Regions from separate parts of the Homo sapiens genome. Here region 2 is linked to region 1. Evidence: chromatin contacts called from ENCODE Hi-C data. All regions are on one chromosome and are shown on one strand. Each heading gives the region's core, a stretch centred on a gene start or an enhancer-like site at or near the end of the contact. The rest is flanking DNA. Distances are from core to core; before and after follow the strand shown.

Region 1 (4,007 bases), core at 547-3,046:
GACCCCTGGCACTGGGAGACTGAGCTGTAGCGACCAAAGGCTTGGGATGGGGAGGCTGAGCGCTCAGAGCGCGGAGTCTGAGGACCCCTCGCCGCGCCCTGTATCCCACCCCCCTGGCTGGAGAGAGCGCCTCAGTGACCCAGACTCCGAGATCCCGCTCGGTCTGCGTTGCAGTGGACAGACCCAGGAGCTTGGAGCGCGAAATGAAACGCGCTAAATTGTACCTGTGCGTGGCCGTTCCCGCCGCCGCCGCAGGTCTATCCCGGGGCCGAAGCCGGCGCCCGCCTTCTCGGGGAATTCTCCGGAGGGGGAGTGCGAGGGGAACCACGGTGACTGCCTGCTAGCTCACGGCTGGCGCGCACACGCACACGCCCAACTTTGCCAAGCCGTCGGCGCCCCGCGGGCTCCCCCGCGCCCCCTGCGGCTCAACACGCTCGGAGACCTGTATCTCTCCTGCTCTGAGATAAGGTTCCCTCCACTCTCACACCTTCGCATGTAGGGGAGGAGAGGGCGGAGTGAGGCAGAGAAGGGGGTTAATGCTACTGACTCCCTGGCCAGCCTTTCTCAAACACTCTACGCCCGCAGGGGCGCCCGCGCCAGCCACGCCGCACCAGGTCCCCCAGACCTGCTGGTGACGACAGAGAGAGGAGGAGGAAGAGAAGGCAGGGCGAAGAACCGGGAGCCGGGGAGCCCCGGAGCTCGGGAGCCCGGGAGCCCAGGCGACGGACAGTTCCATCGACTGACCGTCATTATCAGCACTTTTATTACTAAAGGACTGGGTGGGAGGTTGGGGGGTGTGCAACAGAGCTGGCCAGCCCCAATCCACTCTGGAGCGACCCTAAATTAGAGCCACAGAGAAAGATTCTCCACGGATACCTTTTGAGTGGACGTGCTCCAGACACACACCCGGACCCCGTGGTCCCGCCGAAGCTGCAGTGTTGGGGGTATTTTAAACGGTTCTTATTTGGAAGGAGGCGTGATTTCCACGTTCGAGCGTCTTCGCTCCCCACCCCCTCTCGGCACCAGCCAGTGCGCGCCACCACCTGAGCCTGGCGAGAGCCGGGACGCACGCAGTCTTCAGCCTGCTCCTTTAAGCCTCTGGAGAGACTCGGCTCTGAGCGGGTCCGCCCGACACCCGCCCCCTCCCCCCACTCCTGAGAACTCTTTACTTTTTGTTTGGAAAATCGGGGCCATTTCTTTATTTATCTCTGGGTCTTCCCGGAGGAGGGCAGAGAAGGGGAGAGCGAGCTTGGCGGGCCGGACCGGGGGAGGGGAGCGAAGGGAGGGGAGGGGACTGGGTGTAGCCTGGAATTCTCCGTCCTCGTGTTCCTGGGCGGGCGCGCAGAGTCTCCTGGCGATAGCGCCGTCGCCGCTCCCCGCGCCACCCCGTCGTTGGCCTTGGGGGTCGGGTGAGTGGGGTCATGACGAGCCGCGGGGGCTGCCCCGGGCCCCGCCCGCGCTGAGAGGGGACGCGGCCGCGCGGCGCGGAGCCCCCCTGGCGGGGAGGCCGCGGGGGGTGGGGAGGGCGCACGCGGTAGGGCGGAGTGGGGGCGGCGCAGAGGCCGCCAAGCTGGGGGGCTCTCCGGGAGGGCGCGGCCGCGGGCAGGAGGGCGTGTCTCCGGCTCGAGGGGACCCTCCCGAGGCGCGGCGCGGGACTCCCCGATGGTGGTGCCGCGGCTCCGGGAGAGCTCAGGGTCTCGCCGCCGCCGCCGTCGCCGCCGCCGCGGGCGCCGCTGCCGCCGCCGCCGCCGCCGCCGCCGCCGCCGCCCGAACCCGCGCCGAGCGTGCGCCTCGCCCTCCTCCCGCGCCCGCTCTGCTCTAGGATGCTGCGGCAGGTTCTGCACAGGGGCTTGAGGACGTGTTTCTCCCGGCTCGGCCACTTCATTGCCAGTCACCCTGTCTTCTTCGCCTCGGCGCCGGTGCTCATCTCCATCCTGCTCGGCGCCAGCTTCAGCCGCTACCAGGTCGAGGAGAGCGTGGAGCACCTGCTGGCGCCCCAGCACAGCCTGGCCAAGATCGAGCGCAACCTCGTTAACAGCCTCTTCCCGGTCAACCGCTCCAAGCACCGTCTCTACTCGGACCTGCAGACCCCCGGGCGCTACGGCCGGGTCATCGTCACCTCCTTCCAGAAAGCCAACATGCTGGACCAGCATCACACCGACCTGATCTTAAAGGTGAGAGGGGACGGGTGCGGGCAGACTCCGCCAGCGCCGCGGCCGCGGTCGGGCTGGCTCTGCGCTGGGGTCCCGGCTGAGAGCGCCACCTCTCCTAGCCCAGGCAGCTGCCGCAGGGACTCTCCTGCACCGCGCGCCCCAGGGCGGCCGACTGGAGCCTCCCAGCCTCCTGGACAAGGAGCGTCGGGGTCCGGGTCCGGCCCTGCCCGCGTCGCCTCTACCGCCACCCCGCAGCTGCTGCAACAGTTGGGGCGGCGGCGGCCACAGTGCTGTGGTCGGTGCGCTTGTTTTGGTCGCAGTGGGCTTGGGGGTGGGGAGGCTTTGGGGTAACTGGGCCAGCAAGGAGCAGAACGAGAGAAGACATTCTGGAAAGTCCTACTACTTGAGAACAAAATACTATGCTTGGAGGGGATTCCGAGATACCCCTCCCTGTCCTCAGTTTTGTTTCTCCCTTTTTCTGGCCCCCCGGAGTGTTTGGGGAACGGTTGTTGGTGTGGGATGTTGGGAAAGGACAAAAGAATGTGAGGCGGGATGGTGATGAAGATGCCTCCCACCCACCCAGAAAGAAGTGTGGTCTCTGGCGAGGACAGGGGGCTGCCCTGCTGCTCTCTTCTCCGGAGCGAGGTAGCCATCTCTATCTTCTAGGGTATGAAATTATGTTTGTAATTCGCAGTTCCTTCGTCTTTCACAGTAGCTCCTCAAGAAATGCCAAAACTTTGGGAAAAGAGGGAACCGATCAATCCACTTTTATTTGGGTGCATCTGAGCATGGGGGTGAGGGGCAGAGCCCGAAGGGTGAGAACAGAAGCCAGGCTGTGTGACCCCGAGAAGAGCACAGGAAACCGAGCAGCTGGTTAGAGGGTGACACTCGCAGAAACCGGTTGTGCCATCAGCTTGAGGTGGGAATTTGATGTGGAAAGTGAGGTTAATGGTGGTAACTTTCAGGAACTTCCTAAGAAAAGCAGAGGAGTGAGGACTAGAGATGGAAAAGTGGAGACCTCGGGAGAGAAAAGTAAAAATAGGTGAGAATGTTCCATCTGAATCCCTGATGGGGACTGTGGGGCTTGTTTACTTAAGGTTCTCCTTTGGGGAGGGCAGACAAGAACCAGTCCCAGCTGGGACTCTGGTGCAGAGGGATGGAAGGTGATCGTTTTGTGTGAGTCTCTAGTCCAGATCTGGTACTAGAGGCTGGTTAGATTTCTAGTCTACTTATCCCAAGGGGAGTCTGCCGGGAAACCTGGGGAACTCTTTCCTCTTCTTTTCCTCTACAGGTAATAGTTTATCCCTAGAGACAAGCTAATTTTCATTATTTTCCTATGTCCGTTTGTTGACATGTTATCAATTAGCAATTAGTAATGAGGGGAATCTGACTAGGGGCTCAATGGAATTAGGATCTTCCCACATGGAGTGGCTCATGATATTTTTAATGGCACACATCACACATTTACTCATCACAGAACCTTAATAACATTAATCCCGAGATGTTTGTTTTTCTCATGATTAGACTTCCAGCATCAAAGTGGTTTTCTTTTTTCTCTCAATACTTTAGTGACTATATTTTGGGACACAGATAAATACTGCTCCAAAAGCTTTCCCACGAAAACACATAGTAGATTCATCATGGGCATAAGGAAACTGTAATTTAACCAGTTCTGACAGTTGGAAATGCCCCGTCTTTTGATTGATGATCTACTAAATGATATTTCTCTTTTTGTGTTTTTTCAAGGTGACGTTTCCATTGCCTTTCCCCCCCCACCCACAAACCATCACACCACTGTGACAGGCAGTCACCAGTTACAGTCACTCTCAAGGTTAATGAGACATCAACAAGCAT
Region 2 (4,540 bases), core at 459-2,958, 1.7 Mb after region 1:
TCTCTTTCCCCTTTCCTACTCTCTCATTTTTATTTCCCTTCCCACGTCGGGGCAGAGGAAAATCCGAAAACATTCTACAACTTTAAAAGAAAATCACCACTATCCTGAAAACTTTGCGCATGACCTCTGCCCGCTGCTCCACCATGAGGGCAAGGGTTGGCAAGAGGGGTGCAGCCCTGAAGGCGACCGCTGCGGGGCGGGGTGGGGGAAAGCGGCCCTGTGGCCCCAAGTGCAGGCCGCGCCCCAACAGCCCACAGCGGGAGAGGGTGGGGGGGCTTCTTGCACAAAAAGGCAAAGAAAAATCATCCTGGCAAAAATGTTCTGGGAAAGGTCTGGGGCAGAGAGGGAGTGGGAGTGCAGCAGGCGCAGGCCGCTCCTTCCTTTTGAGGAAGCGCCTGGCATAGGTGCCACTGCAGGCTAAAAAAAGAAAAGAAAAAAGTCAGTTTTATTTAAATGCCCCCTTCTCAACCGTCTGCTCCTGCCATCCAAATTGCGCTATGGCCGGACCGCTGGTTTTTGGATTTTAAAAGAAACCAACAGTTCTTTCCTTTCCCTGCGACACCTCTGCAGCAAGCTCGAGGCGAAACTTGAGGATAACAGGTTCGGGGTAAAAGGACATTTGTTCTGGAATTTTTAATTTCAGAAAAAAATAAAATATTTTAAACAGCTCGTCTATTTTAAAAAATAAAATAGCAGAGAAAAAATTAGCATCCAGAAGTCACACATTTCATACATTTTAAATACATTAAGGAGCATTTGGAGAATCCCAGGAAGATGTTTTCTGCAAAGCTTGGGTTTAAAAGGTCACAAGTAATCTGCAATTAAAAAAATAAAACCAAAACATTGCATATACAGAAATCTTCCAAAGAGGAAAGGCCAAGGCTCACTCAGCCTGGAGACCCCGATTCACCAGCTTTTGGGCTTCTTGTCTTCATCAAGTTGGTGCTACAAGGGTCCACCGGCCATCTACTGTTTCTGACCTGTCGCCGCTCTTCAGAGCACACCCAAGGCCACCAAAAGGGGCATTTAAACAACCTAACGATCAACACCGAAAAGCTAAAGGCTCCCTAAGCGAAAACGGGCCTTTTTCTGGAAGCAGGGAGGGAGGGAGGGAGAGACAGCCCTGGCTAGATGTTTAACGCTCTTTGAGGCAGCAGGCCTCAGAGTTATGCCCTCTCCTTCCTTCCTCTCCAAATTGACAATTCCAGGCCACTGGCCCCCGAACACCAAACATCCAAATCAGGGCCCAATGCCCTTAGTAAGTGCCTGACGGGAGCATCCTTACCTTGCACGGCCTTTTCCGGGTCGGCGCGGCTGGTCAGCGGAGCAGGCAAGCTCTGCGCGGCTCCCAGCAACCGCATTTTGCACGGGCTCCTCCGGCCCAGGATGCTGTCGATGCAGTAGGAGGAGAGCAAAGTTGGAGATTTACTTTTGCACTCGGGCCTCTCGGAGCAGCCCTCCTCCTGGTACTGATTGCTCATGGCTGGGGCTTTTTCCCAGGGCGCAGAGAGCGGATCGCCGGCTGCCTCTCCCGGAGGGTGGGATGGATGGGTGTGTGTTGGGGGTGGGGTTAGATAGCGGGTTATAACGGATATTATTGCGATCTTTGTGCCTTTCTGCCTCCCTTGGTTGCCGGCTGCCGGCTCCCGCCCTGCCCGCGGCCCGAGCTCGCCCTCTCCGCGCTCAGGACAAGCGGTAACAAGTGTAGTGAGCAGCGGGCGCTGAGCTCTGGAGTCTCTCTCCTCCACGTGCTGAGAGGCGCCCTCTGATTGGCTCTCGCCAGAGGCCGGGCTGCGTCGGCCTGTGGGCGCGGCGCAAAGCCCGGACTGGATTCCAGAGGGGCAGGCGGGGGTGGGGGCAGCGGGCACGCACCAGAGCCAATTTTCCTTTTCTTTCTTTCTTTTTTTAAGTTACCAATTTTCTAAGTCCGCTATCCTCTTCCTGCAGCTCCTCCTTTGACCCTTTAGTGTTGGCCGAAGTTCTAGCTTATTGGGATGCCAGGCCTGTGAATGCCATCTGGGTGGCGTGCGCCCCTTCCACCAACCCGAGGACCTCGCTCCCTGGAGGCGAGGCCTCGAGGCTCACGTTCAGACTCACTCGGCACTTTTCAAAGCCGATATTGGGCTCCCAGGACACCGCCTTGACCTCCCTGGCGCTCAATTGCCGTCCTCTCTAGGCCGGACGGGCGTCGGGGGGCCAGGGTGACCGCCCCAAGCAAACATCTGCCGTCTGGGAGTTCGCTTTTCTCTTGCGGCCCAAGGCATTGCGCTGTCTATCTTCACCCTGAGCCCGACTGTGTCTCTCTTGTTTGTAGCGTCCCCCAACCGCTCTCCTCTCCGTTTTAAACTCTGGAATGGGAAAAAGCCTCCTTACAGACAAAGCTCTGCCATAGGCGCGCGGCCTTCCCTAGAGCATTTACTGGGTGGGAAGGGACAGGCGAGTATCAGCAGCGAGGAGGGGCGACTGGGGACGAGTCTGGGGGCCTCCTCTTTCTCCCTGGACTCTCTTCCCTCTTTCCCCCACAAATTCGTATCTGTTAGGCCTTCACCCTGAGGCTGTTCACCTTCCAATCGCAGCTAGGGAGCAGAACCCTCAGGGATCCCTGACCTCTCCAGGGTGGAAGGAACCCAAATTCGGCTGCAGCCAAATCTAAGCGTCTAAAATTCTGAATTCTCATGACCTGGCTCCCTTGAGCAAAGGTGAGAGAGTGAACCTTAGAGAGAGCGCCTTTCTTCCCAAACAGTTTCCAGCGCCGAGAACTAAAACCCAACTCCAACTGATGTTGGGTCGAGCCTGGGCCAGCACGGACGCCTTCCCTGCCTGGGTGCAGGTTCCCAGGGATTTCCAGGGGCCCCAACGCTGGCAGAATTGGGGCGAAGGTGGTGGGTGAGAGAGGGGCCAGGGAGGGGGAATCCACGCCGGGTTTTCCTCTCTCAACTCCCTTCAATGTGTCAAAGAGAAAAGCATTTTACAAAGGATTATACTTGAATCACTTACAGTCAGTATTTAAAAATACAAGGATGCATAACTGGGATTTTTTTTTTTCAGCCATAAACATCTGCATAACTCTTGGATGCTGGTGGGTGGGTAGCAGACAGATCGGGCTGCCTCCGCAGGAAACTTCAAGACAAAACTGGGGGGAGGGGATGAAGGGTTGGGAACAGGCACATTAATAATGCGAATACTAATACTGATACTACTACTACTATTAAAGACAGGACAAAAAGAATTCCTCTGTCCCTCTCTCTCTCTCTCTCTGGCTTTTAGCTTAATTCTCATCCGTTTTTTTCTGCACTTGGATGATAGGGCGGGCTGTGGTGGGGAGCGGAGGAGAACCCGAGCCATCGCTGACATTTGATTTTCCTTTAAGCCCTCTCTGCGATTCAAAGTCACCTGGGATCTCTCCTTGCCTTTCCCGCATTCTTCCTTTTCCATCCCCACCAAGAGTTCGGTGTTTTTACACCGTCCGGTTCAGCTTTAAACTAACATTCTGCGCGCTGATTTCCTCCCACATTCCCTCCCCCGGCCCCGAAAGCCCATTCCAGGCGCGCGGGTCTCATCGCAGCCAAGAGGAGTAAAGACACTTCGGTTTCCTCCTAGCCTCCAGCCGCGGACCCTCGCGGGCGTCCCTGCGGCTTGGTGGTTGGGAGAGACGGAGGCACTTTTCCCTCCCCGGCGGGCCCCGCGTTGGAAATCCACAAGACCCGGCTGCCGGGTGGCTCAGTGACTTCAGAGTCGGCTCCGCACACGCAGGGAGTGGGCTGAAAATGAGTCCAAGAAAGATCGTGTTAAACAAAAACACAAATGCACAAATCATTTCTGAGAGCCCAACGGAGTTTCAGCTCTCTGGGTGGAAGACTTCTTTGCCTCCATCCCCCCTCCTCCCCCTTGTGCAGCTGTTCTTCTTTTAAAAGAAGTCGGACTTTCTGCTGGGGTGTATTCTAATTTTAATCATCCACTGTAAAAGGGGAGGTTAACAAAGAATTTCTGATTCTGACTTAATGATCCCTGGAATTAGATCTAATTCTATTAATGGAATATAAAGTGTTTTCGGGGGAGACCTGTGTGAAAACACTAGTTTTATTTGTTCTGTTATTTTATTTATTTTTGTTATTTTCTAATCAATCTTCCCAAGTGAGGATGCTATTGGGAAACACGTCCATTCACCTCGGGGAGAAGGGCCTGACCTAGCTCACTCTACACCCAGTGGCCCTGAGACCACCTTTGTCACAATCCAATACCCAACTTCAAAAATCTACAATTAACTTTTGCTATTTCTAAGAGATTAAATTTAAAAAATTACAGAAAACTTTTCTAAGGTGCTGGGTAGAGAGACATAAGACTGTGCTGTGGTCTCCACAATGCCTAATCAGGATATGGGATTATATATATATATATATATATATAAAATATGTTATTCTATATATCATTTTAGAAACAAAATTATGCGTCTAATATCTAGGAAGAGGGTAACTGATGTGTTGAGTGGGCAGACTTTTAAGAATTGGGCTATAGGATTACGTATGAAAGAACTTACAGT

Evidence for each region. A loop is a pair of places that touch in the nucleus more often than their neighbours do. Pooled maps may share reads with other maps.
Region 2: a pooled map shows a loop between it and region 1 (19-fold over the local background). The contact joins the promoter of ARX here to the promoter of PTCHD1 in region 1. A Hi-C loop is called at or near these places in 5 of 37 single-sample maps with no recorded cell type and 8 of 50 pooled maps.

What each region holds. Positions count from the first base shown.
Region 1 is chrX:23,333,053-23,337,059 of GRCh38, forward strand. PTCHD1 (patched domain containing 1) reads left to right here and starts at 1,797. Exons shown (of 3, transcript NM_173495.3): 1 at 1,797-2,174. The coding sequence starts at 1,824.
Region 2 is chrX:25,014,257-25,018,796 of GRCh38, forward strand. ARX (aristaless related homeobox) reads right to left here and starts at 1,709. Exons shown (of 5, transcript NM_139058.3): 1 at 1,286-1,709. The coding sequence starts at 1,481.